Regions from separate parts of the Homo sapiens genome. Here region 1 is linked to region 2. The links are chromatin contacts, found by Hi-C or POLR2A ChIA-PET in ENCODE. All regions are on one chromosome and are shown on one strand. Each heading gives the region's core, a stretch centred on a gene start or an enhancer-like site at or near the end of the contact. The rest is flanking DNA. Distances are from core to core; before and after follow the strand shown. Region 1 has its middle 6.3 kb from the start of FILNC1. Region 2 has its middle 72 kb from the start of FILNC1.

Evidence for each region. A loop is a pair of places that touch in the nucleus more often than their neighbours do. ChIA-PET counts read pairs that join two places held with the same protein, here RNA polymerase II (POLR2A). Pooled maps may share reads with other maps.
Region 1: POLR2A ChIA-PET joins it to region 2 with 11 read pairs in MCF 10A. The contact joins two enhancer-like sites. A Hi-C loop is called at or near these places in 1 of 168 maps with a recorded cell type or tissue (PC-9) and 3 of 50 pooled maps. POLR2A ChIA-PET finds 5 or more read pairs at or near these places in 6 of 52 experiments (AG04450, BJ, HEK293 and 3 more).

The regions. Positions count from the first base shown.
Region 1 is chr6:139,763,455-139,766,154 of GRCh38, forward strand. No RefSeq gene overlaps it. Among named protein-coding and RNA genes, the nearest start is that of FILNC1, 6.3 kb to the right of the region's middle. Within about 2 kb of position 1,302, at least 20 of the 41 ENCODE cell types and tissues checked have a DNase peak (open chromatin) inside an H3K27ac peak, as active enhancers do.
Region 2 is chr6:139,698,121-139,700,820 of GRCh38, forward strand. No RefSeq gene overlaps it. Among named protein-coding and RNA genes, the nearest start is that of FILNC1, 72 kb to the right of the region's middle. Within about 2 kb of position 1,416, at least 4 of the 41 ENCODE cell types and tissues checked have a DNase peak (open chromatin) inside an H3K27ac peak, as active enhancers do.

The sequences.
Region 1 (2,700 bases), core at 52-2,551, 65 kb after region 2:
TAAAAAATGTTATACTTGCATTTTGCATTTAAACGAAAATAGGAAACTCCAAGTGATCCCATAATAACTCAAGTTCTGTTTCTTTGACTTAGAATTGCAGCTATGTCTGCCCAAGGCAATTGCCAAGGTTTCCCAATTTATCCTGAATGATTGTAGCTGAGTGGGGTACGTTTGGGGAACAATTGTTTAACTGGGAATTTGCTGAGTTAACTTTTATGTTGAACACAATATTTAATAAAGGACAAATAATAAAAATGTGCTAATTCAAACCACACAATGTATTATTAAAACTCAATGGTAATGGCAGCAATTGTTTAAAACTAAGACCAGAAATGATTTTTTTTTTTTTTTGAGGAGGAGTATTTTATCACTTCATTGTTTAGAAATGTCGGCAGGAAGTGATGATTAGAATCAGAATGACTGGGTTTTATTATAGCTTTAAAATTTTTTATAGACAGGGTACCCCCTCATTGTCCATACCCAGAACTCCCTCATACTTGGTCAGTCACTGGTGACTCCTCAGTGTTTACATAATTGAGTCTAAAGTGGTGATCTTTAGCATAGTTCTCCATCATATGGCCTCAACCTCCTTCCAGCCTACTCCTCCACAGTTCACCTATTGCGAAAATACCCCATCATCTAGAATTGTGAAAATATTCTGTTCCCTGAGCCCTCCTCTTAAAAAAATGCTTCTCTGTGTGTTTGTATTTCTCCCTCTGACAATGTAAGTGTAAAGAGCACAGGCTTTAGAGCCAGGATTTTGTGGGACTGGATTTTCCCTCTGCAGCTTATAAATTGTGTGACCTTGGACAAGTTATCCAACCCATCTGGGCCTCATCCTCCTCATCTGCAAAAATATTGATTACAGAGCCCATTTACAGATACCACTGGATGAGATGAGAACACATAAAATATATGTTAAATTGTCTTATCCCTCCATATCTTTCATTATTCTCCCTTAATAAGTTTTGCATATCTAACAGTTACAGGACTTTGATCAAAATAGGCCTGCATAGAGTTTGAACAACTGAATTGAATTTATTGGGCTTCATTCATGATATACAAGCTTCCAAAGTCACATGGTCTAAGCCCAAGCTCCAGTTCTTTCTACAATTGCCTCAGCTGTGAGTCTTGAGCATTGTCATAAGAAGAGAATCTAGGATATTTCTCATTTGGCTTCAGTTCCTCTTCTTCAGCTGTCCAGACCTCTTTCATTTAGAAAAACACTGTGACAAAATGAGGAGGCTGCAGAAGCACAAGTGGGAATGGCAGCTGACCGCACGGGGAGAAGGTGTCTATTTCACCTTCAGGACCATCTTAGCATTTTGAGCAGCTCATAGGTCAGGAATGCTGTTGTCATCAGGGTTAGAGCTATGTCCTGAATAAATACCAAGTTAGGAGGAAGATGACTCAGAGCTGCCTAAACCTCATACTCCTCTGATATTTTAAGCAACAGAGAGTGGCAAGCAGCTGTTAGATATCTTTGCTTCTTTGTTCAGGCAAAGCTTAGCCTGTTCCATTTGGAAAGAAAATGGTCATAATTTCCAGCCCATTTTAAACTCTTCCTTCTTAGAATTGTTACTGCACACATAACCTGGGTCACACAACTTAGTTTTCTGCAATCTCAACTCTTTTTCTAATTATTTCCTCTTCCCCAAATGGATATTAAGTTTGTTGTGGAAAGAGAATATGCCTTATATTCCTCTTATATTCTCTCCAAACTGAAAGATTAGCCTTTGGCCCAGAGTAGGTAGTGCATACAAGCACTAATTTCATTTATATGGGACTTTAAAATGAAAAATTACCTTTATGTCCATTCTTTTGTTTAAACTTCACTACAACTTCATAAAATAATTGTTATTATCTTTATTTTATAAACCAGGAAACTAAGGTTTAGAGAGATTAAGTATACTGCCAAGGATAAGGATCATACAGCTAGTAATTAGCAAATCCTGCATTTGTGTGTGTGTGTGTGTGTGTGTGTGTATTCACCTCATAAATCGTATCTTAAAGACTCATTCATTAATGACAGCTTAATTGAAAACCTTTAAAAAATATATTTAATTTTTTTCTACTTATTAAATCCTTGTTCCCTAACTTGTTTTTATTGCTCTGAAAGCAGCTAGAAAACCATTTTGTAATTTGCAAAGATGTAGATCTAGAACCTAATTATTTCATTTGTATGCAGAAAAGAAAACCTGTACAAATGTAAGAAGAAATGGCACAGGAAAATCCCCAAGTAATAAGAAACCATAAATTCATTTGTATTTTAGGTAATATGTTTATGGCAGATATTTAGAGAATTCACATTATTTTGGGGCATCATTATTTATCTGAAAGATTAGGAAGGGCGTGGAAGAGTCTGTGCGGTTAAGGAGAGCAAAATAGGTGTAAATAATATCAATTGGTAGACTCATTTGATTCAGTCAACAGGTTTTATGAAGCACCTGCATTTTCTGTCATGGCTGGAGAGTGGTTTTCAACACATGTTAACATTTGGGTAGGTCAGATACTCTGTGAGTTCAATCAAGATAACCCTGTTTACCCACTAAGATGACTCAGAGAGCTGCTAGGACCTAGTTTTTTCATTTCGGTCTCGTGCTGCAAATGGTCAGCAACTATGAGATTGATGGAAGACATTTGCCTCAATTATTATGCTATGATTCATAGATTCCTACTATAGAACATAACTGAGTATTT
Region 2 (2,700 bases), core at 166-2,665:
GGGGACCCAGTACACCCTCCGCAGCCGCTGGCCTGGGTGCTAAGCCCCTCATTGCCCAGGGCCGGCAGGGCCAGCCGGCTGCTCCGAGTGCGGGGCCCGCCAAGCCCAGGCCCACCCGGAACTCCAGCTGGCCCGCAAGCGCGGCGCGCAGCCCCGGTTCCCGCTCGCGCCTCTCCTTCCACACCTCCCTGCAAGCTGAGGGAGCCGGCTCCGGCCTTGGCCAGCCCAGAAAGGGGCTCCCACAGTGCAGAGGTGGGCTGAAGGGCTCCTCAAGTGCCGCCAAATTGGGAGCCCAGGCAGAGGAGGCGCCTAGAGTGAGAGAGGGCTCTGAGGACTGCCAGCACGCTGTCACCTCTCAACAGTATTCATGAAATCATAGGTTTGATGTACTAGCTTTGTATATTGCTTTATATATTTGCATTACTTAGTAAGATAAGTACCAAAGTATTGAAATTTAAATTGCTGTATCCTGGTACCACCCAACATCTGTAGTGCCAACATTGGCAAAAAACTGTCCTGGTGTAACAATGGGGCATTTAAAGTATTTTAAATTTTTCTCTCTCTCCTCTTCTTTCTCTCCCTTTTAGAATGTGGAAATGGTGCAATAACTTGTAAAGTTACCATTCAAGTGTTTCTCAATCTGTTTTTCTTCATATAGAAATTATGGCTATATTTCTGTCCAGCGCAAATCTCTGAGCCAACTTGGGCTTTTGGTTATTCTAGACAGGTTTTCCGTAACTCCACCACTTTCTCTCCTGCTAAAGAAAGTATAATGGAATGCAAGTGAGCTAACCTTGATTTTCTGTATTTTTAAGAGTAAATCATTTACAAACTCAGTCCTTTAATTATGACTAGTAAAAAACAATTTCCTTGCAACACGCCCCTCTACTGATTGCAACACCATGCTTGAGAGCCTCTGTTCTTACAAATTAAAAGGCACTGCCAGAATTTTTGTTTTTGTTTTAAATTTGCATCAAGTAACAGTGTGCTTGGGATTATTTTTTTAAACTACAAAGGGTTGCTTTAATTCTGTTCATTTTAATTCTTTTTTACTTTCAAAAAAATTTTTTCACCTCATAATTTTAAAAAAAGTGCTATATTGAGAACTGTATGTAACTTGACTGATTATTTTGGCAATTATAGCATGACCAGCTCATCTCAGTTGGCCTGGGAAATTTTTACTTTTAGCACTGAAGTTCCATATCCTAGGAAATCCTTCAGCTCTGGGCAAATGGGACAGTTGGTCACCCTGAAGCAGGTGGACATAAATTGAGAATGTATTTATGCAGAAATCTTGGACATCAATCTAATGTTCTCAGCTAAAAACGGAGAGATCTCTCCATTGCTCAACTTGCTGATTTTCTAGGTTGCCATTATAGTGAGCTATCAAAAACACACATCTTAATCATGCCACTGCATTGCACAACATGGCTTCTCATCCATTTCTGGATTAAGCCCAAACTCTTGAAAGTGGCTCATCTGGCCTTATTTAATTTAGTCCAGTGGTTCTCAAACTGTACTCTGGTAAGGACCAGCTAGATAATTTGTTAAAAAGGAAGATTCCTGTGCCCCTGGTTCAAAAGGAATGAATCTGGATAGTAGCTGAAAAACATTTTTTTTTTTTTTGGTTTTGTTTTTTAACAACAACAACAAGAAGCTTACAGCGGGTCATTGTGTTTTAGGTGGTCTTTGAACAATGTTTTGAGAAAAAACAACCTAGTTCCTTTTTTCTTTGATAGGTTTAATCTGTTGCACTCTCCCCTTACACTGTATTCTCTGGGTTTACTATAATTTCTTTAGGCTTTGTAGTGTTCCAGGCCCTTAACACACATGCCGGGCCTGCTCTCTGAATCTCTCTCCTACATTTGTGGGCTGATCAGATTTCTACCTAGAAACCCCCTTCTCAGTGAAGCCTTTGCTGAAGCCCCTGTTAGAATTTTCTCTCCCATTGCCTCCATCAGAACCCTCTCTCCTCCAGCCAGGTGCACATAGCATGACATTGTACTTGCCTATTCCTTGTGTGTATCTCCCTTTAAACTAAAGTCCCCACAAACCTCTCATTTATCTTATTTATGATTGCCTCCCCAGTTTCCAGTTCATTGTTGAACACATGTTAAGAGGTTAAGATTGTTTACTGAAGAATTAAATTACTTTGTTAATGGAGAGATTGGTGTCACACAATGTCCTAGCTGGGCTGGAACGTAGACTTATACATCTGGTATTGGGTTACTCCCTTTCTGAGTCCTATTGATTATATTTATTGATATGTTTGGGTGCTTTTATTCTTGGGCTAAAGGAGTAAGTAGCAGGCAATTTGATGATGGGGAAGAATGCAGGGCCACCTGAGAGGGAGGCAAGGGAAAGAAAATATAGAGGGTTAGAGAAATGGCATTTCATTCCTCCCCATCTGGACATGAGGGGCTGGTCTGGAGCATGGGAAGAGAAATGGGCAGTGGCAGCTCCATCCAGGTCACTGGCTCAAGGGGTAGATGTGAGACAGCTAGGGGGGCTTGGGAACAAGAAGCCACATACACCCACCCCCAACATACACAGATGCACACATACACATCACATACACATACCCATCCCCCTGCCGACACACACACACACACACGCACAGCTTCCCTGCCTACCATCACCAAGGACACAACTCTTTCCCCAGAGTGCTCTGGGCAGCTACCATCAAGGGCTGGTAGTGCT